Regions from separate parts of the Mus musculus genome. Here region 2 is linked to region 1. The links are chromatin loops, found by intact Hi-C in ENCODE. Cell type or tissue: left cerebral cortex. All regions are shown on one strand. Each heading gives the region's core, and the rest is flanking DNA. Links, peaks and the distances in the headings are about the cores only. Region 1 overlaps Cstad (CSA-conditional, T cell activation-dependent protein). Region 2 overlaps Gm14488 (a long non-coding RNA gene).

The links. Hi-C counts contacts between places; a loop is a spot of excess contacts. Peaks named below come from ENCODE experiments on the same cell type or tissue, not always from the same donor. Only the 100,000 strongest peaks of a DNase experiment are listed, where the experiment ranks them.
Region 2: it touches region 1 in a loop (2.5-fold over the local background); 3 of 42 quality-filtered maps call a loop at or near these places.

The regions. Positions count from the first base shown.
Region 1 is chr2:30,605,622-30,621,458 of GRCm38, forward strand. Cstad (CSA-conditional, T cell activation-dependent protein) reads left to right here. Exons shown (of 2, transcript NM_030137.2): 2 at 2,539-3,324. The coding sequence ends at 2,848. Among named protein-coding and RNA genes, the nearest start is that of 9330198N18Rik, 16 kb to the right of the region's middle. In left cerebral cortex, for the core only: a CTCF peak has its summit at 8,100; DNase peaks (open chromatin) are centred at 8,132, 8,690, 10,011 and 10,800; H3K4me3 peaks cover 692 bases; H3K27ac peaks cover 1,405 bases.
Region 2 is chr2:30,701,507-30,717,343 of GRCm38, forward strand. It overlaps Gm14488 (a long non-coding RNA gene), which reads right to left. Exons shown (of 4, transcript XR_866106.3): 3 at 12,862-12,895; 4 at 11,641-11,908. Among named protein-coding and RNA genes, the nearest start is that of Gm14488, 12 kb to the right of the region's middle. In left cerebral cortex, for the core only: a CTCF peak has its summit at 6,359; DNase peaks (open chromatin) are centred at 6,035, 6,590, 6,987, 7,396 and 4 more places; H3K4me3 peaks cover 2,054 bases; H3K27ac peaks cover 5,831 bases.

The sequences.
Region 1 (15,837 bases), core at 3,769-11,768:
TGAAGGTGTGGAGAATCGCCTAGCACCCTGTTCCTTGCCTCTGGGACAGTGAGGGGAAGCAAGGGAGGCCAGTCGGGCTAACTTAGGAAGTTTCTGGTTTTTTCTTTCCTCCCTTCCTCTGGTATTTCTTTCCAGCCAAGATCTTGTTAGGTACCAAATATTCACCCGCAGGCCAATGGGCCTCAGGCTCATTTCTTTCTCCTAGCCTCATGGCTCTTCTGGTGAGAGTCCTCCTACACTTCGGGGGAGGGGCCGCCCCTCTGTCAACAGCCCAACTCCATCTCCAGTACTTTGAGGCTCACTAGCCTTCGCACCTCCAGCCCAGCCTGAGTTTCCTTATCTGCACAGTGGACTCCAGGAGGTGGGTGCTGGCACTGCCAGAAATGCTAGACCACTTTCCTCTTCTGGCGAGTGGCGGGGGGGGGGGGGGGGGGGGCAGGGATAGGGGTGGATGGAGTTGGGGGATGTGTCTGCTCAGGTGCCCACATCCCTGCAGAAACGCACAGCTGACCTGTCTTTTGGGTCACAAGCCCTCTAGTGCTGAGGTGGAAGTTCCCTTGAGAGTCAAAGCCCTGTGTAGGTCCGGAGGTAGGAAAGAGAGACTTGACTCTGTCGACAAAAAAAGGATGTGTAGCTCAGCGGCCTCTCATACATTTCTCCTGCGGTCAGTTTTCATTTGGCCCTCACTCTATAGACAAGGGATCCTCCTGCCTCTGCCTTCCTAGTGCTGGGATTAAAGGCACAGGTACGAGCCACCAGACTCCAGTTGGGTGCAAGTGTTTTATACGTTTGGTCTACTCTAATCAAACATCACACTGTAGGGGAGGCGTATTACACTACTTGCTTAGAAAACAGAAAGGTTAATGACTCTCCTAAGGTCACACAGCTTGAAGAGACCCTCCAGAGACCCCAGTGCTTGGGTCGCCTTGGGCTTGTGGCTCAGCACAACTCAACCACCCTAGTCACAAAGATGGAGCGAGCACTCCCAGCTCTCACAGAAGCAGAGCCTCCCGGCAGAGGGCATATAGCAGGATGTACAGGGCTCCCTTCACTGCCCCTGCTTCCTTGGGGCTGGGAAAGCCCAGTGGACAGACAGACAGAACACTGACTGGCATTCCCCCCACCCCTCAGTCCTGGGCTGCGCGGCGTCCCCACCTTCTCTGGAGCAGGTTTCCTTTAAGAAACCCAAAGATTGATTTCCTGGCAGGCTGTGTGCGAGGAGCCGTCCAAATGGTTTGCATGTCTGCATTTTTTACTGCTCCGTTTAATATGTATGCAAATGCCGGCCCTGCACCGCCCGGCTGCAGTCACACGCGGAGCCCATTAAAGCGGCCTTCCCGGGTGCGCGCCTCATTCGAGGCGACGGGCTCGGCGACCCTGATAGATGGGGTGCTCGACGGAGACAAATGATGCCTTTGTCATTTCTTTCTCTCCTTTGAGAGCGGGGTGGAGCCTGGGAGCCCACAGAGGAGATTTAAATATATGCAAAATTGTTTACTGGGTTTGGGGTCCAGTGGGGACCAGAACCACACTGGGAGGTAGATGTCCGGTTCCCCAGGGGAAGCTAGTCTGGAGCCTGCATGATGATGTGAGCCTGAGTGAACAGATGCCTCCCAGCAAGGAAGCTCCCCCAAAGCCCCAGCTTTGGGGGCTGTGACTGTATGGGAATAGCATCAGCTAGTCCATGCTAACCTGTGAGGTGGGTCTGGATCCCACTCATTGTGCAGATTAGGAAACTGAGGCCCAGACAGAGCCTTTCACTGGGAAGGGGGTAGTGAAGCAAGTGGGTGGGGTGTTGTGGCTCTGTGTGTCTTGTCTTTGACCTTCACAGTCCTTTCCCAGGTTGCTCTGAGAGTTTGTTCTCAACCAGGGTATGTTGGGGCATGTGTGCTTGTGTGTGACTCTGGCCAGCCTCACCCCACACAAACCTCTTAACCTTTCTCTCCTCTCCCCAGTCAGTCCTTACCTGCCAAATTATGTCATTCTAAGACTGGACTCCCTGTTTCTCAAGTGTCACATAAAGCTAAATCTGGGTTCTCAGAGCTGCGAACCAGAGCCTGGGAAGAGAAGGCTCTGAGCATAGGATGCCTAGAGGATTGTGTCACCGTGTGTGCATATGTGTGTGTGCGTGTGTGTGTGCGCGCGCGCGCGTGTGTGTGTGCACAGTGCACAGGATGTACCTGTTTGAGTAGCATGTGCATGTGTGTGCTATGCATGCAATCATGTGTGTGCTTATGTGCCATTGTGTTGTGAGTGTGCTGCTGTGTCCCTGGGGTGTGACCCTGTCCATCAGCACCCTTGTGTCAGGGTGGAACGTACACATTGCAGGGTGTGTGCGTGCTTGCATGGTGGCTCTGTGTTGTTATTCTGTGTCTCCTGATCAGCCTGACAGGCTGGGAGAGTGGTCTGTGTGTTTCTGTGCATGGCCATGGGCACGCTTGTGTCAGAATGGTGTGTGCCTCTGCGTCAGTGTACCACAGGGTCAGGTCGTGTGCCTGTGGCCATGACAGCAGCTGAGAACGCATCTCCCTGTCCCAGGTGGGGCCTGCCTCCTCTGCTTCAGACTTGCTTGGAGTTCGGAGCTCAGCTGAGCCATAACGGAGGCTCACAAGGAAGAGATCCTGTGAAGCACAGAGGATGTACGTTAAGGAGTTGGGGTGTGGCCAGATATCTGCCTGGGGAATTCTGTACTGGAAGGCTCTCCCAGCTACTCAGGCAATCCTGTGCCTGTCTCCATGGCTTTCAGGAGCATCTCTTGGGTGACCTGGCTCACCACATAGTTTCACTGAGAGCCATCATGAGTTGGTACAGCCAGTGGCCTGCCTTTCAAGTTCAAGGTCAGCCTTAGCGATGGAGAGAGAGAGTTCAAGACCAGCTGGACTACAGGGGAACTGTCTCAAAACAAACAAAAATGAGCTAAGAGGTTAGGAAGATGGCTCAGCAGATAAAAGCATTTGCCAACAACCTGAGTTCCATCCCAGGAACCTATGAAAAGACTGAGGGACAGAACGAACTTCAGAAAGTTGTCCTCTGACCTGCTCATGCACACAGTGGCAGGTATGCATACACACCCCTACACACACACATACACACACACAATTTTTAAAATGTAAACCAGCCAGGAGGTATCACTTCTCACATGTCAAGATGGCCACAGTCAAGAGAAAGAGAACAACAAGTGTTGGCGAGGATGTGAAGAGGATACATTGAATCAATGGTTCAGTCACTATGGCAACAGGATGAAGCATTGACCCGATGGTGCGGTTGCTACGGAAACAGGATTCTGGTTCCCCCCAAAAGAAATAAAAGAAAAGAACTACTGTATGCTTGATCTACTTCTGGATCTCTGCCACCAAAAATTGAACCAGGGTCTCAAAGGACACTCCTATACCCGTTATCCCAGCTACATCATTCACAGTAACCAAGGATGGGAGTGAGATGGAGCCCTCCGTTGCGTGAGCAAACGAGCACACAGCCATGCTGGAATAGGAGTCATTAATGGGAAGAAAGGCTGGTGTGTGGTGTAACCCCGTGAGCTGTGTGGATGGATATTCTGCTCAGGGAACGCCCCAGACATCAGAAGACAAATTCTGGAGCTGGGCACGGTGCTGCACGCTCGCAACCACAGCACTCTGGTGGTGGAGGCAGGATTATTGTTGCAGGTTGGAGGCTAGCCTGGTCTACACAGTGAGCTCCCGTCCAGTCAGTGCTACATAGGAAGATCATTTCAGAAAACTAGTTGGAGGTCACTAGGGGCTAGGGACAGTTTCCATGTTGCGAGAGTCCTGTGGGTGGCTTGTGCTGAGGTTTCTGGTGAGGTAGGGGTTCACTCTCTCTGTAGAAAAGGAGACTGTAGGTGGTATTTCCAGGGGAGGGACCTTCTTCACCGTGCCTTAGTTTCCTTGTGGTGTGGTGGACACAATAGCAGGCCCTTCCTCCTGGGGCCACTGTGAAAGCCTGTGACACTCTGTGATGACCAACAGACCATGTGCTGGCAGTCTCCTGGGCACTGGTGTCCTGACAGTGCTACTTTTCAGGCCTGAGAAAAAGCTTTTGAGAGTTTCTGGTGGAAGAGACCAGAGTCCCAGGGAGCAGGTGACTCTTCTTCCCAGAGGGACACTGAAGAGGAGGGACAGGACAGGACTGCCTCTACTCTACGACTGGAAGGGGTCTGGTTATTCTAGGCCTCGGTCACAGGTGCCAAGCTGAGGCAGGGGGAACTGGACACTTTCTTTGTCTGTGTGGCCTTTGAGACCCAGCTTCCCCAGGCCTATGATCTCTGAAATTAGCTCAGGGCACTCCTTCTAGAGCTTTCTGCAGGCGTCTGAAACCTACAGCACCTACCCAGCAACATTACAGCTGCTCAGGGTGGGTGATCAGCATTTGGAGATCTCTCCCGCCCAATGTGTTCTTTGCAGGACACCTTCCCAAAGCCTTACCTCATTGACCCAGATCAATCAATCTCTCTTTCTATGGTGAGTGTGTGTGTTTGGGGGTGGGTGTCACTGGTGTGTGTGTGTCTGTGTGTGTTTAGGGGTGGGTGTCACTGGACTAATTGATTCTGGGGAAAGCACACACCTGGCTATAAAGTCATCAGGCCAAGCCAGTGACACTGAAAACAACAGGCAGGAAAGTACACACAGACACAAAGACACAGAGAAACACACACAGAGACACACAGAGAGACGCTGAGAAATACAAATATATAGACACAGAGAGACAGAAACAGAGAAATACAGAGAAACAGACACAAATACAGAGACAGACACAAACACAGAGATAGACACAAACACAGAGAAACAGACATGCACCTACATACATACACATATGCATACACTCATACACACATATAGACATGTACAGATACACAGATATGCACATAACTATACATTTATTTTCAAACATATACATACATACACACAGAAATATGTGTATACAGACACTCAGACATACACACATGCACATGCACACACCCAAGCACACAAACACAGAAAAATCTCTGGCAAAGACTTCTAGAACCCTCCTGTAGATGTGGACTCCCAAGCCCTCCAAAAATAAAGGAGAGTGGGGTGAGCCTTCTTCCTGTTGGGTGGGGTGGCAAGCAAGTATCCCTACAGGGTCTTCTCTGGAAGCATCAAGGCCCCTATCATTTACTCTGGTAGAAGGACTTGGGGAGGTCACTGCTGCGCTTCTGAGAAGCAGAGCTGATGATTTCCTGGATGAAAAGAAATTTCCATCTCTGTTGTCCGATCACACACACACACACACACACACACACACACACACCTTTTCAGACACCTGTGCGGCTTCCTTAGGTTGAGGACAGCCCGGAGTGCAGGCCTACGCCTACCTGGCAGTCCCAGACTCCACCCATCTGACTGACACCACCAGGGCCTTTCTGGAGGAACTTGGTCCAGTGAGGAGGTAGATTTGCACCGGATCTGTGTGCGAGTGCTGGCTCACGGGGCCTTCACAGCCCTGCTCTGCAGCTTTGGAGACATGTCATGAATGAGTGGCAGATCTGGTTACCAGTATTTTCCAGTCTTCCTTGGTACTCAAAGACACCCTTAGGGGGTGGGGAAGGAGTGCTTGCCTAGCATATACAAAGCCCTGCGACAGATCCTCAGCACCATACAAACCAGCTTGATGCTTGTCTCTAATCCCAGCACTTGGAGGTCTCGACCCTAAATTCAAGGTCATCCTTAGCTATAGAGTGAGTTTAAGACCATTCTTAGTCACGTTAGACATTGTCTAAAAAAAAACAAAACAAGCTGGGGGCGTGGTGGCGCTCATTTTTAATCCCAGTAGGCAGAGGCCAGCAGATCTCTGTGAGTTCAAGGCCAGCCTGGTCTACAGAGTGAGTCCAGGACAGCCAGGGCTACACAGAGAAACCTTTCTTGAAAGAAACAGAGAAACCAAAACAGCCCTGGAGTAGCATCAAGAATGATCCAGAGCAGGAAGAGGTGGGGAGGTGGGAGACACTGGAGCCATGGCTCGGTCTGTAAGGTGCTGGCCTTGTAAACAGAATGACCTGAGTCTTGATCCCCAGCAGCCTGGGAGGGTGCAGTGGTACAGGGCACTGGGCAACGGGAGACAGTGGGACACTGGGGCTTGCTGGCCAGCCAGCCTGGGCCACCACTGAGCTCTAATGAGGGGACATTGCCTCAAAAAGTGACTGAGAAATGCACTCAGTGTCGACCTCCTACCTCTACATGTGGGTATGCATATGTGCAGGCGAACTCCCCTGTGAGTCTCCTCATGTTTGTTGACCTGACGACATCTGGAATTAACCAAAATCCAAACAGTGGGTATACCTTGAAGGATATTTTTCTTGATTAAACCATTTGAACCGGGGAGATTGCTTTTAAGTAACCTTGTGACAGAGGCCTGCAGAGAGGACAAGCTTGCTCTGCCTGGCAAACCCATCCCTTCATGGGCATTAGAGCCTAGCCTACTTCTTCAGGATTCTGGCATACACTGAAGACCAGCCTAGACACGAGCCTTGTGGTCTGAACAACTACTGGGTTCTTGGACCTTCGTTGGTAGGCAACCATTGTTGGACTAGCTGGATCACAAACTCTAAGCCATTCTAAAATAATCACCTATATATCTAGATATATAGATATTCAAAGGACACATACACACACATGTATACGCAAGCACACATATATGTATACATTTGAATATATATAGCTATTCGAAGGACACAAGTGTAGGAGGGGGTTGGGGAGGTTTATATGTCGTTGGGGCTCTAGAGCAGAGTTTCTCAACCTGTGGGTCGTGACCCCTTTGAAAATCTCTATCTTAAAAATATTTACATTACAATTCATAACACTAGGAAAATTAGGACATAGCAATGAAAATGATTTTGCAGCTGGGGGGTCACATGAGGAACTGTATTAAAGGGTCAAAACATTAGGAAGGTTGAGAACCATAGCTGTAAGGAACCCTGACCAATATACCCCACAAACATATGTACATAGGAACATGTGTCAAACAGTACACACAAATAAAACAAGCCGGGAGAAAGCCAGAGTCCACGATACAGTGAGCTCACAGCTTCATGGAGAGTGGGCCCTTGCAGGCATCATCGCCCAGGAGCCTGGGTTCAGGTCCTCGCAGCCATCAGGGTCAGAGCAGGTGTGGGGGGAGGGCTCTGGCAAGAGGGATGTCCTGAGCCTGCTCCTGGCCCAGGCCAGTTACAGGGTAGCCTCAAGGGTCTCCTGAGGTGGTGCCAGCAAAAGGAACCCACAGCCGGCCTCCAGCTCCCCAGTACTGCGATTACGGATGTGTTCTACCTCTACCCCATGTCCCATCCCTGATTTTTTATACTACCTGAGGTTCAAATCCTGTATGCCCGGCAAGCAGGCCACCAACTGAGCCACACCCCCAATTCTGTGTTCTCTCCCCTCCCTCCTTTCAGTTCTTTCTTGCTCCCTCTTTCCTTTTCTGCCCCACTCTATAGCCCAGGCTAGACTCAAACTCTCCTGCCTCAGACTCCGGAATGTTGGGATCACCAGAGCTAGCCTGATGTACAGTGTGTCACCTGGACATGATGACTAGACACTTAGGATCCTTGTACTCAGGAGGTAGAGGCAGGAGGATTGTGAATTCCTGGTCAGCCTGTGCCACTCAAAATAACCTTGTCAAAAATAATAATAGTAAAAATAAAGGAAGGACTTAGGATATGGTTTAGTGGTAGAGCCCTTTCCTAGTCCATGCAAGGTCTTGGGATTGAGCGCCCCTCCTACCCACTCCCCCCCCACCCACCCCCACCCTGCTCCAAGCACCAAAAATCCCCAAACCAATCTGTGAACCAATGTGCTTAACAAAATACTTGTCAGAGGGCCTGAGAACTGCCTCACCTGTCTCCTGACAGATACAGCGGGGAGGTAGCTTCTAGTCCTACCCGCCCCCCAGAGGGGGAAACTGAGGCTCTGTGAGCTGAGGAGCTGGTCTGGGCCTGGGGAACTAGCTGTGGCGCTGGCTGCAGGCAGACCCTCAGGTCCCAGCTGCCTCCCCTTGCCACTGCCTTCCCAGCCCCAGAATCCTGGCCTCTAGAGGAAGATTCCCGCGGTCCCGGTTGGGGGTGCCAGACAGCCGCGACGGCAGCGTGTTTTTTTAAATCCTCTTCTCACTGACTTATGATTATTCTTCTTTAAGGCAGGGAAGAAATCCAGAGCGTGGCAGCTGGTCACCTCGGGGTGGCGGCCCCTCCTCGTCTGCGGACCTGCAGAGGAGACCGGAAGCTGGAGGCTTGGAGCGGGAGGAGGAACTGAAGGGGAGGATGGAGAAAGGGAGGAAAAGGAAGGGATGAGAGGCGCGTGGAGGAGAACGGAGAGGAAGATGGAGGGGGAGCGCACAGAAAAGACCCCCCCCCCCCAGCTCCTCTAGCAGATCGAAGAGCAGGAGACACACAGATGAATAATTTACCAGGGAAATGCAAAAAGAATTTAGAAACTGCATTTATAAATATTTATTTTCGCAACGCCCCCCCACGTCTCCCTGTTAGCCCTTGTCGGTGTGTGTGGGGGGGGTCTCTTCCTCTACCCCTCAATTTCTCTGGCTTTTCTTCTGGTCTGGGCCTGGCTCCCTCCTGTCTCCCTCCCCAAATCTCTGCCTATCTTTCTCCTTTCTCACACTCCTGCTCCCACCGGTCTGTGTACCCGATACCGTTCCCACCCCTGACTTCATTCCACTCATCTGTTTGGGTGTGGGTGGGGAGGGGTGTTCTTTTTCCTATGAACCCCTCTTCTTTGTCCCCATTTCTTTCTGCTTCAGAGTCTTGCCTCCCTGTGGGCCGGTCTTTGTGTATGTCCCTCCTTCTCCCCCTCCCTCCCTGTCAGTTTCGGACCTTGCTGCCTCTGCCATCCCTTTGACCCCCTTTTTGTCTTGGGTCAGGATCCATAAGGACTGAGAAGCCCTGAGAGCGGGGGTGTGTGGGTGATGTCCACGGCCTTACCCTTTCCTCCCATAGGCACCTGTGTGAGATTTCAGAGCCGGGGACAAGGAAGGGACCCTGTGAGGGTAATCTGGTACTCCTTGGTCAATGAATCAGCCACCATCAGCAGGAGATGGGAAGTCAGGATGTAGGTGGCTCAGGGCCAGCTGGGGAGCTGGGAGGGCTCATACAGAGAGCTTGGGGAACAGCCATTGAACAGACCTAGCAATGTTCTCACTCTGTGCTTCTCTCTGAGGAGAGGACCCTGGACTTGCATGGCAACACAGTCCTGGGAGGAGGGAAGGGAGGTGAATAAAGCCTTCTTGCTCCAGGGCTGGGGAAACCAAGTCCTGCTTCGATGCGGGGGGTTGCTTGCCTAGAGCTGACGTGGGACACCAGCACCTTGCCTTCAGCTATTTGGGGCCTGACACCTGTGCCAAAGAAAGCTGGGACTCAAGGAGGACTGTGGGTGACACCCATCTGTGGTCCAGGCACAGCATGGCCAGGGTCCACCTGAGACCTTTTCTCAAAACAAACAACGGGACCTTTTCCTTTTGGGTTGAGATAAGAGAGTCTCATAATATAGCTCAGGTTGTCCCAGAACCCTCTTGTGTAGCTCAGGCTGACCTAGAACCTGTGACCTTCCTGCCTAAGCACCTTTCAACTTTTAAGAAAGAACCACGGCTCTCAGGAAGCAGCAGTTAAATAGTGTGTTATGGACACTCAGGAGCCGAGGGGTTCGTTCTAGGCCAGTCTGAGCTACATAAGGAGTCTCCGTGGAGAGGAGAGGAGAGGAGGGGAGGGGAGGGGAGGGGAGGGGAGGGGAGGGGAGGGGAGAGAGAGAGAGAGAGAGAGAGAGAGAGAGAGAGAGAGAGAGAGAGAGAGAAAGGGGCTCCAAGGGAAACCTAGAACCCAAGTTCAGGAGGCTCTGCCTGAGGAGTATGGCAGCAAGGACCTGGGAGGTTCCACCCACCACCCTGGCAAGCCTCCCAAACAACGGTGACTGTCAACGGTGGCTCTCAATGTTCCTTAGTTAGACTCCTTTGGCTTTAGCCTTGACTCCTTGGTCCCTCAGGCCTTCTCTGAGTCCTTAGTGTCTCCTCTGCTGACCCTAGGGGTTGGGGACAGGCCTGCTGCCTTGCTGCATGGCCACACACAGTCTCCATCCAAGGGCCTGTGTCTAGCACACCCACGCAGGATAACGAAGCTGCCCCTCCTGAAGGATGCTGCCATTTGCTGAGCCACTTCGCGGGTAAGCAGGTCTGAAACTAGCCAAGTCCCTGCAGGGGTCCCTAACCACCATCTCTGGGCCTTGCTTCTTGGTCTATAAAATGGGGGTGCCATTCTCAGATTCCACAGGCTGGAGTGAGTGGTCTTCATAGGGGAGTCCCAGTTTTCCCAGTCCAGAGGTCTCCATCTTGAGTCCTGACTGTGGCTGCTTGGGCCAGGGGGCATTGCAGAGTGGGTTTGCACATCACTTCCACAGAGACCAGGGAACATGAGGTGGACTCTCCCCATTCCTCTGCAACCTTTTCCCCTCCCCCTGCATCCCATCAACTCTTGCAGGGAAGGGCAGATCCCAGGAGTCAGAAATCCATTGCCACCATCAGGACCAGGGAATCTGGGTCTTTGCGAGACAGGCGCCTCTTTGTTCCAGCCTGAGTGGCAGGAAGGGGAGCTTGTCCCCACCAGGGCAGAGCCTGATCAGAGCCTAGGCAGCAGGTGACATGAGCAATGTCTAGGTTGCCCTGTGGTGCTAGAGAGAAGTGGACCCCAGGGCTGTAGGCAGACCCTCTAAGCCAGAGGCCTTCCGGCAGTGTGGTGGTCACGCCCACCTTGGCACCACAGTGCCCTTGCATCCACATTGCATCCTCTCCTGTCACCTCCTACAGTCTGCAGCCAGGGAATTCTACATCTCCCATCTCTAGGCACGGCACCCCGCCCACCCTTCTCCCTCTCATGCCTGGAGCCTCGGTTCTTCTGGGTAGGCTTGGAGATAGCCCCAACAAGATGCCTGCCCTTCTCATCCTGACTCTTGTCCATCCTAGCAGCCTTCTTTCTCCATTTCCTAGACCCAGGTACTTTCCAGGCCGCTGGGCATTTCCCTGTGCTGTGCACTGGCCTGGGATGTTCTCCCAACCGGATGAGCTGCTCAGCTGCCTGTCCTCAGTCCAGCTGAGCATCCTGGAAGCATTGTCAGGGTTACTCATCCAACTAGAAGGAAGAGGGACACCGGAGCTTGGATCAGAGTCTGGGGGCAGGGGAGAAAGGTGTCTGGCTCCATTCCAGCAGGACTGAGCTTTCGTTCTCTAGAACCACACTACTCTAGGATCCACTCACCTCCCTCTTCAGTGTGGTACTGTCTTCTGCACACTTACTTTGACATCACACAGACATGTGTCCACATCCCAGCTGTGTGCCCTTGCCTCAGAACCTCAGTTTTCCTGTCTGTTAACTGGGAGAACAGCAGCATACCCACAGCTGCTGTAAGGCCCAAGTGAGGCATTGCCTGGTCTGGGCATTGATGGAGCAATGTTCATGATTCGGTTTCCGATTGCCCACCCTGGGTCGCTGTCACCTCTCGCATGTGTCTGGGAGGCTACTCCACCCTCAGGAGCTAACATTTCTCACTCACATTCAAAACTCTTTATCCCCCATGAGGACCTGCCTATTCTGGGCAAATGTCTCACCTTTCATGGGTACTGCCTCCTTCAGCTGCAGGGGGTGCTAACACAGCCCCCACCCTGAGGGTTCTCCCACAAGGTCCAGTGGTCCTTAGCAACTGCTGGGCACAGGAGACTGCCTGGTGTTAATCTTTTTTGAGGGCTGTTCCAGCATGCAATATGGTACGCAACTCAGACCCTGAGCCAAGAGTGGATCCATAATGGCTTTCACCTCCCAGTCTCTAGACTGTCACTCTATGTTATAAAGAAAGGAAAACACTAACCTGGGCTGGCTTAGAACTCATTCAGGAGTCTAGAGTAACCTCTAACTCTTGACAAGCCTCCTGCCTTAGCCTCCTGAATCAGTGATTAATTGGAGCTGGGTAACAGCCCATTTGCTAAAGTGCTTCCCAACATGCAAGAGGCCCTAGGTTCAAACCCCAGCACCCTATAAAATAAGCATAGTGACACACACCTTTAATCTAAGGCTAGCCTGGGACACATACATTAATGTTTTCCTCCACTTGCAAAAATAACACATGTTAATCATGGATACTTTTAAAATGAAGACAAACAAAAGAGAAACTTTAGTTTTTATTCTTTATTGTGTACATGGTGTGTGTGTGCGTGCTTGTCAGAGGTCAGGTGTGTGTAGCGGGTTCTCTCCTTTCACCATTGGGGCTCAGGGGCAGACCTGAGGTCATTAAGCTTTGCAGACGATCAACTTCACTTGCTCAACCATCTCCCACCCCCACAAGAACCTTCAGGGGGCCCTTACTGCCTCCACCATCCGTGGCTATCAGGGTTCTTGCTTCTGCTGCTCCAGGCTCCCAGTGTCCTGCAGCCAAACTCTTCCATCCTGAAAGCCCACCACCCCTACCCCTTGCTATCTTGGTGTTCTGGCTAACACCTCTGAACTGCACGATCCCACCTCCAGGCTTCTCAGACACAGGGCAGTTTGAAGAGCCCCAGGGCGCCCCACTGGGCAAATGCTGCCTCACTCAAGGCAATCCTTGATTACTAAAGTTTCAATGACAGCATCTCAGGGTTTCAACAGTTCCATGGCTGAGTCTATAGCCCTCAGCAGGTGTTTCCCTGGAGCCAACCGCAAGGGCTTTTCTTGGTGGCTTTTCCACAACTGTTCTCAGAACGTCTTAGCTGATGGGGGGGGGCACTGAGAGGCTGAATGGGGGGGTCATTCTTTCAAAGACCCCCCAACTCTTAGCCTAGGCAACCCCTTCCCTCTACGTGTGTCTGGCTGGCCCATAATTTATGTGGTTGTTTTTGTAAGAATGCCAGACTTTGTAGAGCGGGGGCTGGGGTGGGGATGAGGGGTAGGGGAGTGTCTTATAAGCATCCCAGGTTTGGGGCTCATCTGCCTCTTGCCTGCTACCCCTGGGCAGCAGGACCAGTCTGTCCCAATGATGGATGGTGACACACATTACTGGTCTAGGTGTGTTAGCTTCATTCCACCATAAGGACCTGGAGGAAACCCAGAGAGAGACCAGGAAGGGGAAAGAGATGAAAGAGACCACAGAAGGGCTCAGTTCCAGCCAGAGGAGAAGGCTGAAAAGGCCTGGGGCAGGGGACTTTTCTATTTTGTGTCCCTGTGGCAGGAACCACAGTTGAATGTGTCAGGACCCTTTAGGGGGGAGCCCTTGGTGAGGAACAGAGCTAGGAGGGCAGCGGGCTCTGTTAAAGGCAAGCCTCATGCTTGTACGTTAATTATTAACAGGATTGGGCAAATAAAAGATGGGACACCCGGCTGGGCCTGTCTCAGACTGCTGCCTGAGCAAGCTGCATTTGGTTCCTATCCAGGAGACCCAGCCACAAGTAGGAGGAGTAATGATAAACCCAGGCTGCTACAATAGGAAGGGCACTCAGGAAGGAGGGAAGCCAGCGGAAGGGAGGGGACTCAGAGGAGAGCCACTCTTACATAAGGACAAGTTCCTGGCCTACTTGGACATGTGCTGTGGGCTTCATCTTCAGGGACCACCCGCTTTTGTGCTGTCTTGACTCTTAGGAGCCCAAGATAGAACACTGTGTAGTCCCAAAAAGTACAGCCAGAACACAACCAATAGGGGGATGAGCTGTGGGCAGAGCCGAGGAGAACGTGTGCTCCTACATTTCTAACCACACCTGTGCTAGTTTCATTTCTGTTGCTGCCAGAAAGCTGCTCAGGGAAAAAGGAGTTTATTTAAGCATAGAGTTCTGGGCTACAGTGAATAATAGGTCATCATAGGAAAGTCAAAGTAGGGATTCAAACAACACATCACCATCATATCTGCAGGTGAGAGCAGAGTTAAGTGACCACACTCATACTTACTCACTTCCTTACCTGTGCTCAGCTTGGTTTCTCTGTTCTCAGTTCAGGACACCTTTGCTTAGGGAATGGTGCCGCCCACAGTGGGCAGTCTTTCCACATTAACTCAAATTAAGAAAATCTCCTACTGACAAATTCACTTGGCAACCCAATAGAGACAATCGTTCACTGAGACTCACTCTTCCCTGATGATTCTAGATGATGCTTAGTTGACAATGAAAGCTAAAGCTACTACACTGTCCCAGCTTATACTGGAATAAGGAAGCCTAGAATAGAACCCAGGACTCCATACATGCTAGGCAAGCACTCTACCCCCACCAATGTTTTTTGAAGGCCAAAGGAGAAGATGGTACCTTTGGGGAAGTCATGGCCTAGGCAGAGAAGGAGTAAAATATCATAAGGGCAGCCAGAGAGACAGAAAGAGCAACAGGAGGGTATTAAGAGAGAGGGAGTAGTGGCCTCCAGAAAAGATATGTTCAACTCCAAATTCCTGGTATCTGCAAGTGAGAAGAAAGTGAAAATATGGGAAAGTGTTTGTAGATGTTAATAAATTCAGGTGACATCATTTCTCATTGTCTGGATGGGCCCAAAAGCCAATAATAAGCATCCCGATAAGAAAAAGAACAATACAGAAAAAACAGATATAAGACTCTGTAAATACAGGCAGAGAGAAGAGTTATGTGAACAAGCCAAGGTGTGTCAAGTATTCCTGGCAACCACCAGCAGCCAAGAGAGGGTATAGACTAAATAAGTCTCACTCAGAGTTTATCAGTCAGCTTTCTGTCACTAGAATAAAATGCCTGAGGTGACTTACTTATAGGGAGAAAAGGTCTGGGCTCCAAGTTCAAGAAGATCCAGACTGCTGGGCCTGTGGTGAGGCAGCATTGAATCCTAGTAGAAGCACATGGTAGGTGATGCCCAACACACACCATATTGCCAGGAAGAAGAGGAGGGAGGCAGGGCTCCACCAGCCCCTTTGAGAACTGTACCACACACAGTGACATAAACGTCTCCTATTATGTCTTCTCTCTGAAGGGTCCTACCTACCACCTCACGCTGTGGCCATCTTGGGAAGCAAGCCTTCAACACCTGGGCTTTTGGGGACATCCCAGGTCTGAACTCAGCAGCATTGCTTTGCCAACACCTGCGGTCACTTGTTACACCCTGGTATTAGTTACTCCTGGCACTGTGACCTCCATTCTTGATGAACAATGGAACAGAGGAAGGCCTATCCAATTCACAGGGCCAGAGGCAGGTGTTCCAAGATCAGAGAGTGAGGTCATTTCTGATACAGTGAATGAAATCCATTAGAACAAAAAGATTTGCATACACATACCAGGAAACTCACAGGATCCCTGGATAAAATAGAGACTTGCAGTGAGTTAACTAACAAATTAATCTGTTGTGCACACTGAGAACAGAAAGCAGATGTTGGGGCTTCCCATGTGAAGGCTTGGTTCCCAGGTAGCAGTGATCATAGGTGGGGATTTTTGGAGTCTGGTGGCCTCCTAAGGGCTCTGAAGTCATGGATGAATCAATCAGCAATGCATTTGCAGCTTGATGGACCATTGGGAGGTGGAAGACATTTTAGAAAGTCGATCACAGAGAGTGCTCCCTTGAAGGTGGGCTATGTATCTCTGCTATTCTGCCCCCTTTCTGGTTGCCATGGTGAGTATCTCTGGTCCAACATATCCTCCTTGCCATGGCTTGCCTCTCCAAAGCCCTGAGGGATGGAACTAAGTGATCTGCAACACTGATATACCTTTTGTCTTTACATTGCCTGCCTCAAGTGTTTTATCACAGCAATGGAAATGTTGTTGACAAGAAACCTCGGGGCTGGAGAGATGGCTCAGAGGTTAGGAGCACTAAATGCTCTTCCAGAGGTCCTGAATTCAATTCCCAGCAACCAC
Region 2 (15,837 bases), core at 3,084-11,083, 95 kb after region 1:
CTTGTGATAGGAGCCACATGCTTCTCCTTGCTCCTGGCCCTACCCCGTGTTCCAGTTCTCTTCCTGAGCTTCCTACATGGATAGTCAGGGGCCCTCAACCCTGCTGGGATGCTTCAGAGCTAGGACAGAAACTAAAGGGGTCTCCCCTCATCTCTCTACAATTACATAATCGATCGATTTCACAGTGGCTTTGCCCAGAGTCACAGGCAAAGTTCAGCTCTTCTTCATAGGCTTACGTGTGGGTGATAGAGATCCAGTAAAGCTTAGATACAGCCTGATCCAGAAATGTCCCATTATCTCTAGGCTACGTTGTCAAGTATCAATGGTGCTGATAGTTATACCATAAAAGGTTTTTTTTTTTTTTAAAGATTTTTATTTATTTATTTATTATATGTAAGTACACTGTAGCTGTCCTCAGACACTTCAGAAGAGAGAGTCAGATCTCATTACGGATGGTTATGAGCCACCATGTGGTTGCTGGGATTTGAACTCCTGACCTTCGGAAGAGCAGTCGGGTGCTCTTACCCACTGAGCCATCTCCCCAGCCCCACCATAAAAGGTTTAACACTCATTTTCAGTCAACTACAAGAGAAAGGGATTCATGGGATTATGCAGTCTCTGGGCAGGACCTTGACCCCAGTGTGCCTCGCTAGGGTTCATGGGGCCTGGGTCTGAGCATGCAGCCTTCCTCTTGGCCACAGTGTGTGAGAAATCTCAACACTGAAAAACCCCCAGGCTTGGCATGGAAGTCCACTGCACACACAGGGCACGAGTGTCCATCCCTGGCACTGCAAAAGAAAGACTAAAATAATCTGGACCTGAGGTGGCTCCGTAGTTAAGAACACACCGCTCTCTTGGCTCTCTTGCAGAGGGTCTCACAACAGCCTGTAACAGCCACTCGGGGAAGCCTGTGCCCTCTTTGGGGCAGGAAGGACACCTGTGCTCACATGCACATAGTCACACACAGACACATACATACACGTAATTTAAAGTGTCTAAAAATGAGATTAAAAACAGAACTTCAAACTCTTCCCCACTGGTTCTCAGTTCGTTTGCTGAGAGCCTGTACTCCACATGTTAGCCTGCACCCTACCTCGCCTTTGATTACCTTCCCAGACTGGGTACTCACTACCTACAAGGCTGCCCAGCCTTTTTAAACTCTGCCATCTCTGGTTCTGTCTTGAAAGCAACAACCATTAAATCAGTCTCTCCCCCTGGACCACTGACCAACTGCTCTCCCTGGAACAGGACAGAGTGTAGGCTCCCGGTGGGGGGTGGGGGGCTAGCGGGGGCGGGGATGGGGGTGGGGGAGCTGGTGACAGAGCACTGCTGAGAAGCCCAGGCAGCTAGGCCCTAGCTTGGCTTGCCCCTCCTGCTGGCTCGCCTACAGGATCTCTTCTCACCAGAACAGCAGCTGAGAAAGACAAAGATTTGCCCAAAGCAAACACATCAAGCCCTTCCACAAACACATGTCCCCCTAGACCAGGGCTCCAGAGACCACGGGGAGGAGAGACTTGGATAAGGCTGCTGCGGCAGAGCCTACGTGGAGAGCCCTCTGTGTCTGATTGGTTTTTTTTAGTTTATCCTTTGACAATCTCATAAGTATATATTCCGGTAACACTCATGGCCCGACTCGCTCTTTTTTCCCATCAACCCCTGACCTTCCTATCATCTCACCAAGTCACCCTTTCAATTTCCATGTCTCTTAAAGAAAGAAAGAAAGGAAGAAAGAAAGAAAGAAAGAAAGAAAGAAAGAAAGAAAGAAAGAAAGAGAAAACTGTATTTTACAAAATTATTTATTTTTATTTATTTTGGGTTTTTCTTTTCTCTCAGCAGCTCTCCACACAGGAGTTCCCTGGCTCCCTGAGCCCCTCCCACATCCCAGAGCCCCTCCCACATCCCAGAGCCCCTCCCACATCCCAGAGCCCCTCCCACATCTGGCAGAATGTTTTAGGATTTGGGGGGTTTTGTTTGTTTGTTTGTTTTTGACACAGGATTCCCCTGTGAAGTTCTGGATGTCCTGGAACTCTATAGACCAGGCTGGCCTTGAACTCATAGAGATCTGCTTGCTTCTACCTCCTGAGTGCTGGGATTAAAGGCATGCACCACCACTGCCCAGTCAGGCTCAGTCTTAAACTGACCCTATGCAAGCAACGGGGAATTCATAAATGCTCCATGTCCCTAAAATAGTATTTCTTTCTTTTTTTTTCTTTTTTCTTTTTTTTTGGTTTTTTTTGAGACAGGGTTTCTCTATATAGCCCTGGCTGTCCTGGAACTCACTTTGTAGACCAGGCTGGCCTCGAACTCAGAAATTAGCTTGCCTCTGCCTCCCGAGTGCTGGGATTAAAGGCGTGCGCCACCATGCCCGACTTTAAAATAGTATTTCAAAAGCCAGACATAGTGGTGTACAACTTTAATCCTAGCACTCAGAAGGCAGAGACAGGACAGATCTCTGAGTTCAAAACTAGCCTGGTCTACATAGTGAGTTCCAGGATATCTCAAAACAAAACAAAACAAAACAAGGCGGGCAGTGGTGGCGCATGCCTTTAATCCCAGCACTCGGGAGGCAGAGGCAAGCAGATTTCTGAGTTCGAGGCCAGCCTGGTCCACAAAGTGAGTTCCAGGACAGCCAGGGCTATACAGAGAAATCCTCTCTCGGAAAAAAAAAATAAAATAAAATAAACCATTGAGTATTTGAAGGACCTTCCCCCCACCCCACCCCCATCCCCTATAATCTGGTCCTTCCATCCTCTCCACCTAGTGGAAAGGGAGGCTTCTGGAGCCTGGGTGGAGTATGGTAGTGTCACCTGTTCTCAGCATGGTGCAGCCATGAATCTCTACCTCTGTTCACCGCAGACAGAAGCTTCTTTGACTAAGGCGGCCTGAGTCTATCAATGCAAATATAAATATCCAGGAGGCAGTTTGATAACATACCCATTCTGCAACGCAAAGGTAGTAAGTTTACCCCTGCTACCTATGGTCTCCCACCATGACTGGGTCCACAGCATCCTCCAAAGCCGGCCTCAGAGCTAAACAAGGAGCGGCTGGTTACAGCCTTAACAGAAATGCCACAGTTGCACCGGTCAGCAGCTCTTGCTTGGGAAGCTGGTATAGTGGCATTCATGATCCAACTCTAGCTGGCTTTCCTTCCCCCACCCCCCACTCCCACCCACCCCCACCCCCACTGTCTACATAGCAACTTCCAGCTCCTTGAAAAGCTATGTTTCTTGAGGCTGGGATAAAAATGCTTAGCTCTGGTAATTGCTAGAGGTCCCTGGACAGTTAGGGCAGGGACAGTGGCCCCTCCCTGATCCTAGGCAGGGGTAGGCATTGAGGGAGGAAACAGCATGACTGCAGTCTATTCTCACCAGCCTGCTTCTTCCTCCACTGTGAGCCTAGTCTAGTGCATTACTTTGCTTCCTCAGGCCTCAGTATCCCCATCTGAAGAGCACAGTGACAGTCTCCCCTCAGCTGGTCCTCCACATCATTGGCTATCTAACGGATTACTTTGTTTTTTTAAAGATTTATTTGTTTTATGTATAAGAGTACACTATAGCTGTACAGATGGTTGTGAGCCTTCATGTGGTTGTTGGGAATTTTTAGGACTTCTGCTTGCTCCTGTCAGCTCCGCTCGCTCAGTCTCTGCTCGCTCAGTCCTGTCTGCACCCCAAGTGCTTGAATTACAAGTGTGTGCCACCAGCTTGGTTTATTTGGTGCTATGGACCAGGCCTTCTGCATGTTCTATCTGCAGAGCTAGACTCCCAGCCCTTCCCCATGTTAAATAATTAAGTTGCCCTCCCATCTGGCCATTTCCAACCCTGGAGCCCATGGTTATCTTCCAGGTCTGCGTTTTGTGTGTACAGGGCCCCATGCAAAGCCATTCACACCCTATGGATCACCGACCCCTCGCACTCACCTCAAAAAGAAGTGCCCTAGCCAGGCCTGGTGGTGAACGCCTTTAATCCCAGCACTCAGGAGGCAGAGACCGGAGAATTTCTGAGTTCAAGGCCAGCCTGGTCTACAAAGTGAGTTCCAGGACAGCCAGGGCTATACAGAGAAACCCTGTTTCAAAAAACAAGAAGAAGAAGAAGAAGAAGAGGAAGAGGAAGAGGAAGAGGAAGAGGAAGAGGAAGAGGAAGAGGAAGAAGAAGTGCCCTAACAGATACATCAGAGCACTGGAGACTCTTGTCATTAGCCAGGCTTCCCCACCCAGTAGCATGGAAACTGCAAGGGAAGGCTGGCTCTCCCAAGAGCTCATGGGCAATCGATTTCCTCTGTTCCCTCTGCCAACCTCCTGCTTCCACCTTCTGAGTGTGGGGCTTATAGACAGGTACCACCATACCTGGTTTAACATGGTGCTAGGGATGGTCTCTTTTACCTCAAGATGGCCTTGACCTTGCTACATAGATGAAGATGACCTCACAGTGTTCTTGAATAAGCTAGATGCATCCATGTAGGGAGTCCTTTGGAGAAGGGCTGGGTCCCAGATGCAAAGAGCCCTTTTTCTGGAATCTGGTTCAAGGAATCTCAACCTTTCCTGTGCTTGACAGGCACCCAAGTGTGCTGCTGAACCTGGCCCAGCCCTCGGGAAGCCTGGCTGAGAAAGGCAGGAGCCCAGGCCATCCCATTGGCAAAACCCTTTGCCTGCCTTGTACGGTGCACACAGAAGGGAGGGCTGGAGTCCTGAATCAGAGTCCCAGTTCTCCAAGGACCACCACCTCGCAGGCACGTGCCTCTACGCTGACTGGAGCTGTATTTTGGGATGTGTGGACACCCATTGTGGGAACCAATAGAAAAGCTGATGGGGGAGGGGTGGGGCACTATGACTCAGAGGATAAGGGTCCTCCTTCAAACAAGACAACCAGTGTTGGATTCCAGGAACCCACATGGTAGGAGAGAACAGACCCCCCCAAGTTGTCCTCTGATCTCCCCACACCTGTCACGACACACGAGCACACACGTACATAAAATACATAGTATCATTATTTTTTTAAAAAAAAGCAAGTCTGGAACAGTGTGGTCACCAACAAAGGCCTCACTGGCTTGTGCCTGGGGACACAAAAGTCTCTGGAAGGGAACACTGCAGATTGTTCTGGTAGCAAAGGCTGAGGTGAGATGTGTCTCTTAGGAGAGGTGCCCCTTGTAATGGGGCCACTTAGCATACTGCTTAGGGGGTCCAAAGTGGGCTTGTGCCTCAGCTTGGTCCTGTCCCCCTGAATGACCAGGGAGTGGTGGATCTTTCTTTCTCTCTCTCTCTCTCTCTCTCTCTCTCTCTCTCTCTCTCTCTCTCTCTTTCTTTCTTTCTTTTTGGTTTTTTGAGACAGGGTTTCTCTGTATAGCCCTGGCTGTCCTGGAACTCACTCTGTAGACCAGGCTGGCCTCGAACTAAGAAATCCACCTGCTTCTGCCTCCCTAGTGCTGGGATTAAAGGCGTGTGCTACCACACCCCTTGAGTGGTGGATTTCTTAAGCTGAACTGCTGGCCCCTGGAAAAGCAGGCCCCACAGAATCCCACAGCCCAGTAGTTCCCCCACAACTCAGGCCACAAACTCGAGTCTGCCCAGGGTCTTCCAGTCCCATCAGATACAGGCCAGCCTTGTGCAGGCTTAGTATGGAGACAGGAGCCTTCTCAATTTTAGCCCTGTTGGATAGAAAACGCTCCGGGCATCCTGGGCAGGCCAAATGCAATTGTAACTATCTGAGCTATCCTGCCTTCTTGACTCTAGAATCCAGGCAGAAAGCAGGGAGACAAGCTTAGAGTGGCCTAGAGCAGGAGACATCACTGGCCTGTGCAGAGTCCCTGACTACCCCAATACATGGTCTTTTGAAAGACCAGCCGGAAGTGAGGGCTCCCAGGGCTGTCTTGGCTTTGAGAATGACTCTCAGATGGTTAAGCTTATTTGGGTCGAGAAGTTGAGGGTGGAAAGAAAAAATGGGAACCCCACCGAAGATAGGACTCCAGTGTTCAGTGTCAAGCTCTAGACAAGCCCCTCCTCCCTCCCCTCCAGAGGAAGTGGAAAGGGCAAGCCCCTGGCCTAAGGCCACACAGCAGGAGAGATTTGGACTCAGCTTTCTCTCTAAATTGCTGCCCTTAACCCCTTCCTAGTCGGCTCTCTACCCTAGGCATAGTTGCTCGCAGAAGGATGTTGATGGGAGGGAAAAAAGGAAAAAGCACCGGGCCGGGTCTTCCCACGCCCCCGTCACCCCGTCCCCTCCGCGGTCGAGCTGGGAGGTCCGCAGCCGCCTCTTGCGCAGCTACCCCCACGATGCTGCTGGAACCCGCCCCGAAACAGCTTTCTCACATCAGGACCCCGGGCGTGGGGACGCCTTCCGACCCACGAGGCCCCGGAGGAAGCGCTCGAGGACCTGTGGGCTGCACAGCGCCCCCTCCCCGCCGGGGCCACTGAACAATCGTTGGGGCGGTAGAGATGAACGAGTGTCGCGCGCCCTGTCCCTAGAGTGGGCGCGCGGGATGTGCGCGTGGGTAGCCCGTTCCGCGCCGCGGGCCTTGCTCGCTCCCTCGCTTGCTTTTTCCTTTTTCTCGTTCCTTTTTTTTTTTTTTTTTCCTGGAGCAGAGCCCGGCGCCAGGAGTCTGGAACCGGCCTGACAAGCTTTTGAGTTATGGGGGAGGGGCGGCGCGCACCCCCGCTGCGAGGCGCGCCCCGATCCGGCGCGAGCCCGGGCGGCGGCGCCAGCGGCCCCGAGAGCTGCGCGAACCAGGCCGGCCCCGGGCGCGGCCGCCCCCGCCGAGCCAGGCATTCCTTTCCGCTGAAGCTTTACCCTGCTCGCAGCGCCCCGGGCAAGCCGCCTGCCGAGCGGGGGCGGAGTCGGCCCCCCTCCACCCCCGGGAGGTTCTTAGGTTCCCCGCTGGTCTCCTTCACCCCAGGCTGGTGGTCCCTCCCACCCTAAGCTGGTCCCCCCCACACCCTAGTGTGGTCTTTTGTCCCTGCCTAGTTCCTCCCACCCCCAGCTGGTGCCTTCCCAGAGAATGGATCCCTGTACACTCTTCTATCCTAGCTCGTCCCCTTCACACCCTGTGGTCATCTCCCCACAGGTTGGAACCCCTCCCCCACCTCAATGTGGTTTCTTCTATCCTGGCCTGGTACCCTCCAGTCCCTGGCTGGCCTTTCCCTAGGCATTACTGCTTCCTCCAGCCAGAGAGAGAGAGAGACACAGACAGAGAAAGAGAGAGAGACTGGTGAATCCCTTTTAATGGCCTAGAGAGCCCTTCCTTCTGCTGGCAGTTGGTGCCCAGTGAACATTTCCCAAACTCTCCTTTTTCTCCTTTTTTCTTTTCTCCATTGTCCTTGGGTCTGATGGCACACAGGGCCTACAGAGTAGAGTGACTGGGCCACTAGCTGATCCGACTCAGGTCTCTGTAGCCAAAGCCTAGCTTGGGTGGGCGAGAAGTGCTTAGACTTGTGATTTACCAGAGGGAGAACTAGAGCCTTCCCGCAGCAGCCAGGATGCAGAACCTTTGGACCTCTGTGTTGGTTCTGTGCATAAGAATCTCCTATGTGCTAGCAGGGATCAGGGCTGGTCTCCCCATCAAGCCACCATGTCCCATACTCCTCTTCTCCCTTAGGGTACCCAGCCAGGCCCCGACCACCATCCCCTCCAGCCCAGTAGTAACTGTGCAGTACCTTCTGGCCTGTCACCAAGTCAGACCCATCTCTGTATAGCATGTGGACTTTCCCCTTAGGGGCTCTGGGCTCTGCCCTTGTGCAGGCAGGCTCTCTTAGAGCCTTGAAGGTAGCCTGAGATAGCTTAGTAACAGATCTGGCCTCCCTATATAAAGTTTCTAGAGACCCAGCTGGTCCAGACAGCATAAGGCCTACCCAGAGGTGAGCTTTCAGCATGGGGCCACTTGTTCATTCTTACGGAGAGGCTTACCAGGCCCCACAAGCCCCACTCCCAGTGACCCCTGACTGTAACTTCAAGAATGCAGGGCCTGTTCTGGGGCTGAGCAGCTTGGCCCCTCCCCGGTCTCCTGCCAAGCAAAGTGGAAATCAAGCCAGAACCAGCTGCTTAGTAGAAATTTCCAGTCTTCTTGGCATAGCTGGAAGAAGGGTTTGCTTGGGTGCACCTTGGAGGTGTAGCTGAGCAGGCTTAGTGGGGCTGAGGAGTAGAGGGACCCCCAGATGTTCCAGAAGCTGGCTTCCAACCCCCCAAGCAGCTGGGACATGGGACAAAGGCTGTTATCCTCTGTAACCAGGGGAAGCTCTCTGCTGTTCTGTTGGCCCTTCTCCTGGGAGTCCATCAAAGACAAAGGCAAGAACAACAGTGTAGAAGTCAGGCTGCAAGATCTGCCCAGAAGCACCCAGCACCACACTTTTTCTGGGAGAAAACTGTTTGCCCTAGTGACGGCCCACTTGCTGGGCCACATGGCTTCCCAGGGGCAAGTCTTGTTACTTCCTTGGTCACCAAGAAGAGCAGGGGCTTGAATTGAGGGTTCTTGGGACATGAGCAGAATGTTGCTTTCACAAAATTTCACAGGGCTGTGTGGCTGAGCTGAGTTAACTTCTCAGGGACCCTGTTCTGTCTGCCCATGCCCCTCATTTACCTAAGGGAATTAAAGCATCGCAGTAGGAAGAGACTGACTGAGTCCCAGTACTCTCCTGAACTATGTCAGAGGAGACAGTTAAGCATGGAAAGATAGATTGATGGATGGAAGGATGGATGGATGGGTGGGTGGATGGATGGATGGAAGGAAGGAAGGATAGGATAGATGGATGGATGAAAGGCTAGGATGGGTGGGTGGATGGATGGATGGATGGATAGAAGAATGGATGGATGGATGGATGGATGGATGGATGGATGGATGGATGGATAGAAGAATGGATGGATGGATGGATGGATGGATGGATGGATGGATGGATAGAAGAATGGATGGATGGATGGATGGATGGATGGATGGATGGATGGATAGATAGAAGAATGGATGGATGGATAGATGGATGGAAGAGTGGATGGATGGATGGATGGATGGATGGAAGGAAGGATAGGATAGATGGATGGATGAAAGGCTAGGATGGGTGGGTGGGTGGATGGATGGATGGATAGAAGAATGGATGGATGGATGGATGGATGGATGGATGGATGGATGGCTGGAAGAGTGGATGGATGGATGGATGGATAGGATGGGTGATAGGTGGATAGATGGTATGTGGGCGGATAGATGGATTAATGGAAGGGAAGGCAGGTGACTGAAGAGCTGACCCCTGGCCTGACCTAGGCACTTTGTGCTGCCTGCTGAATAGTTGGCTTCAGGCAGTCAGGCTTAGAAGCTGGGGAAATAAGAAAGGGAGCAGTGGCACCTAGACAAGGCTTTGGCCTGCAAGCCTTCCTCAGGAGGGAAACAGCCACTGAGGTGCTTGCCACTCAAGGAGCTTACACCCAGACTGCAAGATGAGGCCATTTTGTGACAACATGGTGGCACCGTGGGGGTACTGTTAAAGATAGGGGCCAGAGTTCAGACATTTCCTGGACTGACTGCCTCAGTTTCTCCATCGGCAAATGAGACCACAGCAGACACTGCACAGATCCGGTAGGACAGCTCATGGTAAGGACCTGTCCAGGATGTTGAGCTGGCCAACTGTGGTCTCTGACCACACTGTGTCACAGACCTATCTGCCAGGTGACTGTGGACAAGGCTCAGTCTCCCGGAAGGGCACAGTTGCGCATGCACACAGTTGCACATGCGCACACTCACGCTCTCCTGACCTGGGCAGCTTTGGCTCTTCTGCAAGATCATGCAGATGTCAGGAAGGCCCAGAAACACATACTCAGACTGTGCACATGGACATACTACCACGGTGCACACTGATGTACACAGAAACATGCCAACAGCACACATATCAGTGTACATGGACACATGCCCACAGCACACAAATCCATGTATAAGGACACACACATATGAACACAGATACCAAGTCCACAGCACACACATGCGTGCACATAGTTATGCTCTCACTGTATAATCAGCAATGCACGCAGACATGTCTCCCTATAGAAATTCTCCATTGCACTTGGCCCCTGGGTATGGACAACTGCCCCAGCACCCTACCTCCTATGTATAGACACAATGCCCCAGCACTCTGACCTCTACACAGGGTCACAGTCCAGGTGCTGGTGCACACAGACACATCTGCACACCACACACGGGCCACACAGAGCCAGGCACACTCGCCTGCAGCACACAGGCACACCCACACTCTGCAGCTCCCCGCACGGCAGCTCACACTCCTGCGCACACTCACACCCTTGCTCCGCTGAGCGCCAACTGTTGGCGCGCGGTGGGGGCGGGGGAGGGTGGCGGGGGATGAAGCCCACGACTCAGCGAGGAAGAGGGGCGCGGGGGTGCGCGGGCGGGCGAGGAGATGACAGCCCGCGGTCCCCCTCGAGTCCCGGCTCATGAATATTAATGCGGCGGTAATTAAAATGCAGGGACGCAGCAGGATGGATGCGGTGCCTCCGGAGCGCTCTGCGGCGCGGGCGGGTGGAGCGGCTCCACGGCCGAGGCCGGGCCGGGGACACCTGCGTCCCGGTCCCCTCCACCCCCGCGCCCTAGGGCGGGCTGCGAGCCAGGCCGCCTTCCCGGAGCCGCCTTCCTGCGCGGCCGCTGATGTCAGAGGCTCAAAACTTTCCGCTTCCCGCCCGGCGGCCTCGGGCCCTGAGTCATCGCCGCCCCCGGAGCCCTGGCCCGAGACGTGTTTGTGCAGAACCAGGCTCCGCTGGCCGCGCCTGACGTCAGGGCCGGGGCCGCCAGGCCGCACAGCTGGGACGATGCCACCCCCGAGGGGGGGCGGCTAGAGGAGAGCGCGCACCTGCGGTTCTAGGTTCAGATGCGACGCTGGCTGCCTGACCTTGGGCAGGGCCTTTTTGTCCCTGGGGGACTCTGACTCCCGGATTTGCTTCATAGCAGATGCTCCACAAGTCTGCACAGCCTTGTGAGGTGCCTTGTCTCCTGCCTCTGACCCCACCCAGTACTCCCGAGGCAGGAGAATTGCTGGGAGTTCAAGAGACAGAGAGAAAGAGGGAGAAGGAAAGAGACAGAGAAAGAAGCAGAGAGAAAAAGGGTGTGTGTGCGTGTGTAAATTTAGTTGAGGTGGGAGCATTTTTAATTCCAGCTCTCTGGGGGCAAGAGGATAGTTGTGTGTTCAAGGCCTGCCAGGGCTGCACAGTGAGTCTCTGTCTCAAAACAAAAACAAACAAAACAGTCAAAATCTAGAGAATAAGTGCCTTAGCCTCAACTGATACATCTACAGCACGACTCCTACAATCTAACACTCAGGGGAAACTGAGGAAGAGCAGAGAGATTGTAAGGGCCAGAGAGCAGGGCCTCTACTGGGGGATTGTGTTTTCTATGAATGAATGACAAGGAAGCTGAACCCATGAAATCTCAACAGTATGCTCACCTAAACAAGACCTTCATGATGACGCCATCATCTGACAGACCAGCACACTAGGAGGCGGGGTCTCACGAGGTCCCACCCCGACAAGGGAGCCACAGACAACCAGTGGCTGCTGAGAAAGGGGAGATTCTCCAAGGGTGAGCCTGCAGATAGCTTATCCAACCCCAGGAGGTCAGAAGTCAGCCGGTTGTGTGGGTTTCAATAATAACTAAAGAAGAGGCCATTAATTTCAGAGTAAAAAAGAAAAAAATTGTAGACTTATGAGCTGATTGTGCAAGCTGGGTAAACAGAGGCTGGAAGGAGAAAGGGACCTGGAACCTGGCCAGCTGTTAAGGGATGACTGCAGTTGGGAGCACTACCGATGACAGGTCTGGGTTCAAGTCATGGCCTCTGCTCCTGCCAGAGGTTCCAACCTAGAAGACTTGCTCGGGAAGACCACGCAGAGAGTGTTCCAGAACCTCCAGTTGGCAGGTTCTCGGGCTGTTTGGCTTTGTCCTGTTGGGACCCAACATACAGAGGGAAAACTAGATTAAAACTAGGCTGTCCTTCTCAGAGGCGGGTGGGGTGGGGTGGGGGTGGGGGGCAGCTGCTGTTCCTCACCTCTGCCTAACATCCTTCCCTGAAGCAGCAAAGCCCCTCACCTGGGCAGTGGCTGGGGCTCCCTGCCCACACTGTGGAAGCTAGTGGACCTTGTAGGCAGCTGCCCCTGACCTCCCCTCCTCTCCGTCTCCCCTCCTCTGCTCCTCCCCTCCCTGCCTCAGCCTTGCTGGAGCTCTTTCAAGTCCTCCGTGCTCCTTTGCCTGGACTCCTCCAGCCTCCAGGCCTTTGCACATGTGCGGGTGTGGTTTTCACTTCTGGAACACTCCTAACCTCACCCTGCTTTTCCAGTTAACTCTTCCAACTCCATCTCTCCTTAGCTCTTCCCTTCATGTGTATCACAGTTAGCATCACCCCACAAACACATAATTCACACATACCACACACACATACACACACACATACCACACACACACACACACAACACACATACCACACACACACACAACACAACACACACACACTCCATCCACATGGCACAGAAGGAGACTCACTTCCCCTCCATCACACAGCCCATTCTGCACACCACAGACCCCAGACACTGGCTCTCAAGTCAGTCAGGCCTCCCATGGCCTCCAGCCTTGTCCCCTGGTGGATCTCCTCTGAGGGCAGAAACCCTGATAGAGGCTTTTCTGGTTCAGAGACTGGCCTCTACTCCCTCAACCTCACAATTATCACTGTCCTGGCCCCATGCTCCATCCATCCAGGAACTATTCTTCCTGTAAACAACCTTTACCCACACTCAGTCACTCATCTGACCCCAACTGCAGCTTAAAGTTACAGCCCTAAGGTAATCTCTGTCTTGAGTCTCAACCTTTTCATCTGTAAAATGGGACAATACTGAAAATTACCTTGTAAAAACACAGCAATGTCATGGTGGGAATCCTGTATGGCCAAAAAAGGTGAGTGAGCTTATGAGAGATGTAGGTGTAACCAGCCCCTACAGACGAGCCACCCCTCCACCCCCACCTCCCACCCCCCAAGCCCCATTCCTTTGAGTACTAAGGCCTCCCTCTCCTTTGGATCAGCAGGAATCCAGCACTCAGATTCAGAACAGGGCACATCCTTTCACATGTAGAGCTGGGAGACACCAAGACTGTAGAAGAGTGGGAAGGTCCGCATCACCCCTCCCTCGCTTAGACCTGAACCATGCATGGAGGGTCTGCAGCAAGGATCCAGTTACCCTCAGTGTACCCAGAGTCAAGCAGAGACAGGAAACAAGGGAATGAGGGCAGTGTGAGGGAAGGCTGCTGGGATGTGACCCAGGAGCCCCCATGCTCATTAATGACCATGTCTGGGAGCGAGGAATGGTGGGTCCACGAGCAGAGTGTGTGCCCAGCACGTACAAAGTCCTGGGTTCTGTCCACGGCACCACATCACACCAGGCAGGCTGGCCTAGGTCTGCAGTTCCAGCTCTCAGGATATGGAGGCAGAAGGACCAGGAATCCAAGGTCATCCTTGGCTGCATAGCAAGTTTAAAGTTAGCCTGGGCTACATGAGATTCTGACTCAAAAAATGAAAACAAAAGAAAACGAAAGATTTGGGGAGTAAGAATCCCTTGAGCGTGTTAGGTATGGACCTGTGAAAATCTTGAAATTTTCTTTATCAGTTCCATTCCCTGTCTCAGTACGATGTGCATGCGTTTACCTGGGCAGGAAGCAGGGTGTTTCAGAGCAAACGCAAGGGGAGCAGGGGCAGGAGAGATGGCTCAGTGGTTCGCAGTTGCTGCTCTTCCAGAGGACCTGAGTTCAGTTCCCAGCACCAAAATCAGGCAGCTGACAACTGTCCACAACTCTAGCTCCAAGGGACCCTACACCTCTGGCCTCTGCCTGCATGTGCATACCTGTGTGCGCGCACACACACAAATGTGTTTAAAAACCACAGAGAACTTGGCATTTCCCCTCCTTCTTGTGAGCTCAGACAAGTCTCCATGCCCTGCTGAGGACCTGAGTGGTGTCCCAGTGCTGTTGAGAGGACCTTTAGGTGACAAATATAAATCTTATGGCATGGGAAACCAAGAACCCTGCTCCAATTCCTACCCACCTCACCCCAGAATAACTAGCCTCGGCGCCCCCCCAAACCTTTAGCTTTGTATCTCTGAACCTCAGGACCTGATAGCCAAGGCAAGTCCTGGATTTGGTAGGCTAACACCAACACAGGCGGGACCTGTGACAAAGTGAAAGCAGCTCAGGCTAGACCTGTGACAGAGTGATAGCTGCTCAGGCTAGACCTGAGACAGAAAGGCAGGACAGTTTGGTGGTCTGACCAGGTACTCAGGTCCAACTTCTCAGTTGGATTTGGGGAACTCGTCTGAGTGGAGATGACATTCTTCAACCACGTGGTTAACTTGACTGATAAGCTGAGAACACAGGCAGGTGGACCAAAGCCCTTGTGTCCATTCTGACATGACAGCCAAGTGCTGGCGTTGTCCTCACAACCCAGGAAGCACCCAGGGCTCAATGAGTTGTGACAGATGAAGAGCCTGGTGGACAGCGACCCTTTGAAGCCACACTGCTATGCTAAGGAGGTGGCAGGATCTGCACTTGGCCCACCCTGAAGCTGGGTGTTCTAACCACCAGGCTTCCCTGCCTTGTCTCCTTGGCAGTGAAGCAGGGTGCACTTCATAGAGAAGCCTGGGAGAATGATTGGAGGTAGGTGCTAGCTGCAGGTCAGGCCATCAGAGGAACTGTCTGAAGGTCACAAATCACAGCACCCCCAGCCCCATGTTAACTGGGAAGAATCTCAAATGATCACCCACCCTTCTGGCCAGTCCTATACAAAGCAAAGCTTCCACTAGAGAGGTTGAGACATTTGCCCAAAGACCCACAGCAAGATATTGCCCCCTCGGTCTGTAGCTAGAAGGAGGGAGGTGGACCACCTGGGTTCTGATCTGGGTCTGTGACTCGCCTTTTGTGTCAAAGAACCTTTGTGCGTAGTGTCCTTGTCCTGGAGAATGGAAACATGAGGTCCCTTTATAAAGGGGGCTGTGCGGGAGGCAGTGCTGATGAAGACTAGAGAGCCCAGGGGCCTGCTGAGATCCAGAGATCCCCTCCAGCACCCAGTGGTCCTCCATGATGCTGGGCATTCTGCTGAGACCCAGAGGAGCAGCTGCAAGCTTGGCTGCCGGGCAGCTTTCCTGCTGCACACTGGCCACGGGGGGAAGCTAGCTGGCCACCGGATACTCCGCAGATAACCAGCTCCTGCTGTGTGATTTCTGCTGGGCTGGGAGTGGGGGTGGGGATCAGGGACGCCCCACCCCCAGGAGGTGAGGGGCAGAAAACAGGACTCCAAGCCAAGCAAGTGGAGAGTGCAAAGACCCAGCGCAGAAAGGAACAGAATGTGCCCTACCTAATCAGAGCTGGGGCCAATGGCTGGAGCCCAGAGCCACAGGGGGATGAGACAAAAAGGTGGCATCCAGGGGAAGCTGGCCATCAGTGGGGCACGTTGTGGCAGGGAACTCAACATGGAAGCCAGTTCTGTTGCTGAAGGAAGCAGCAGCCTGGTCTGAGTTCCAGGAAGATTTGCATGGCTGGCTTTAGGGAGGGATACCAGGTGGGCAGGGAATGTGGGAGAGGAGCTCTGGGAGGGGGCAGAGAGGGGTAGGTGCGCACAGCACAGGCCGAAGCAGTGGGAACGGGAACTTTGGGAAGAGTCCGCAATGGCTTAGGGGTGGCGATCTAGCTAGAGTGGGTGTGGCCAGAAGCAAAGGGCAGAAGGAAATTCCAAGAGAGCAGCCCCTGGCTCCAGCGAAGACCACCCCAGCTGCACTTGCAGCCCAGGGCGCTTGGCAGGACCTCTCCACTTAAGACTGGTGGTTCAGAGACCAG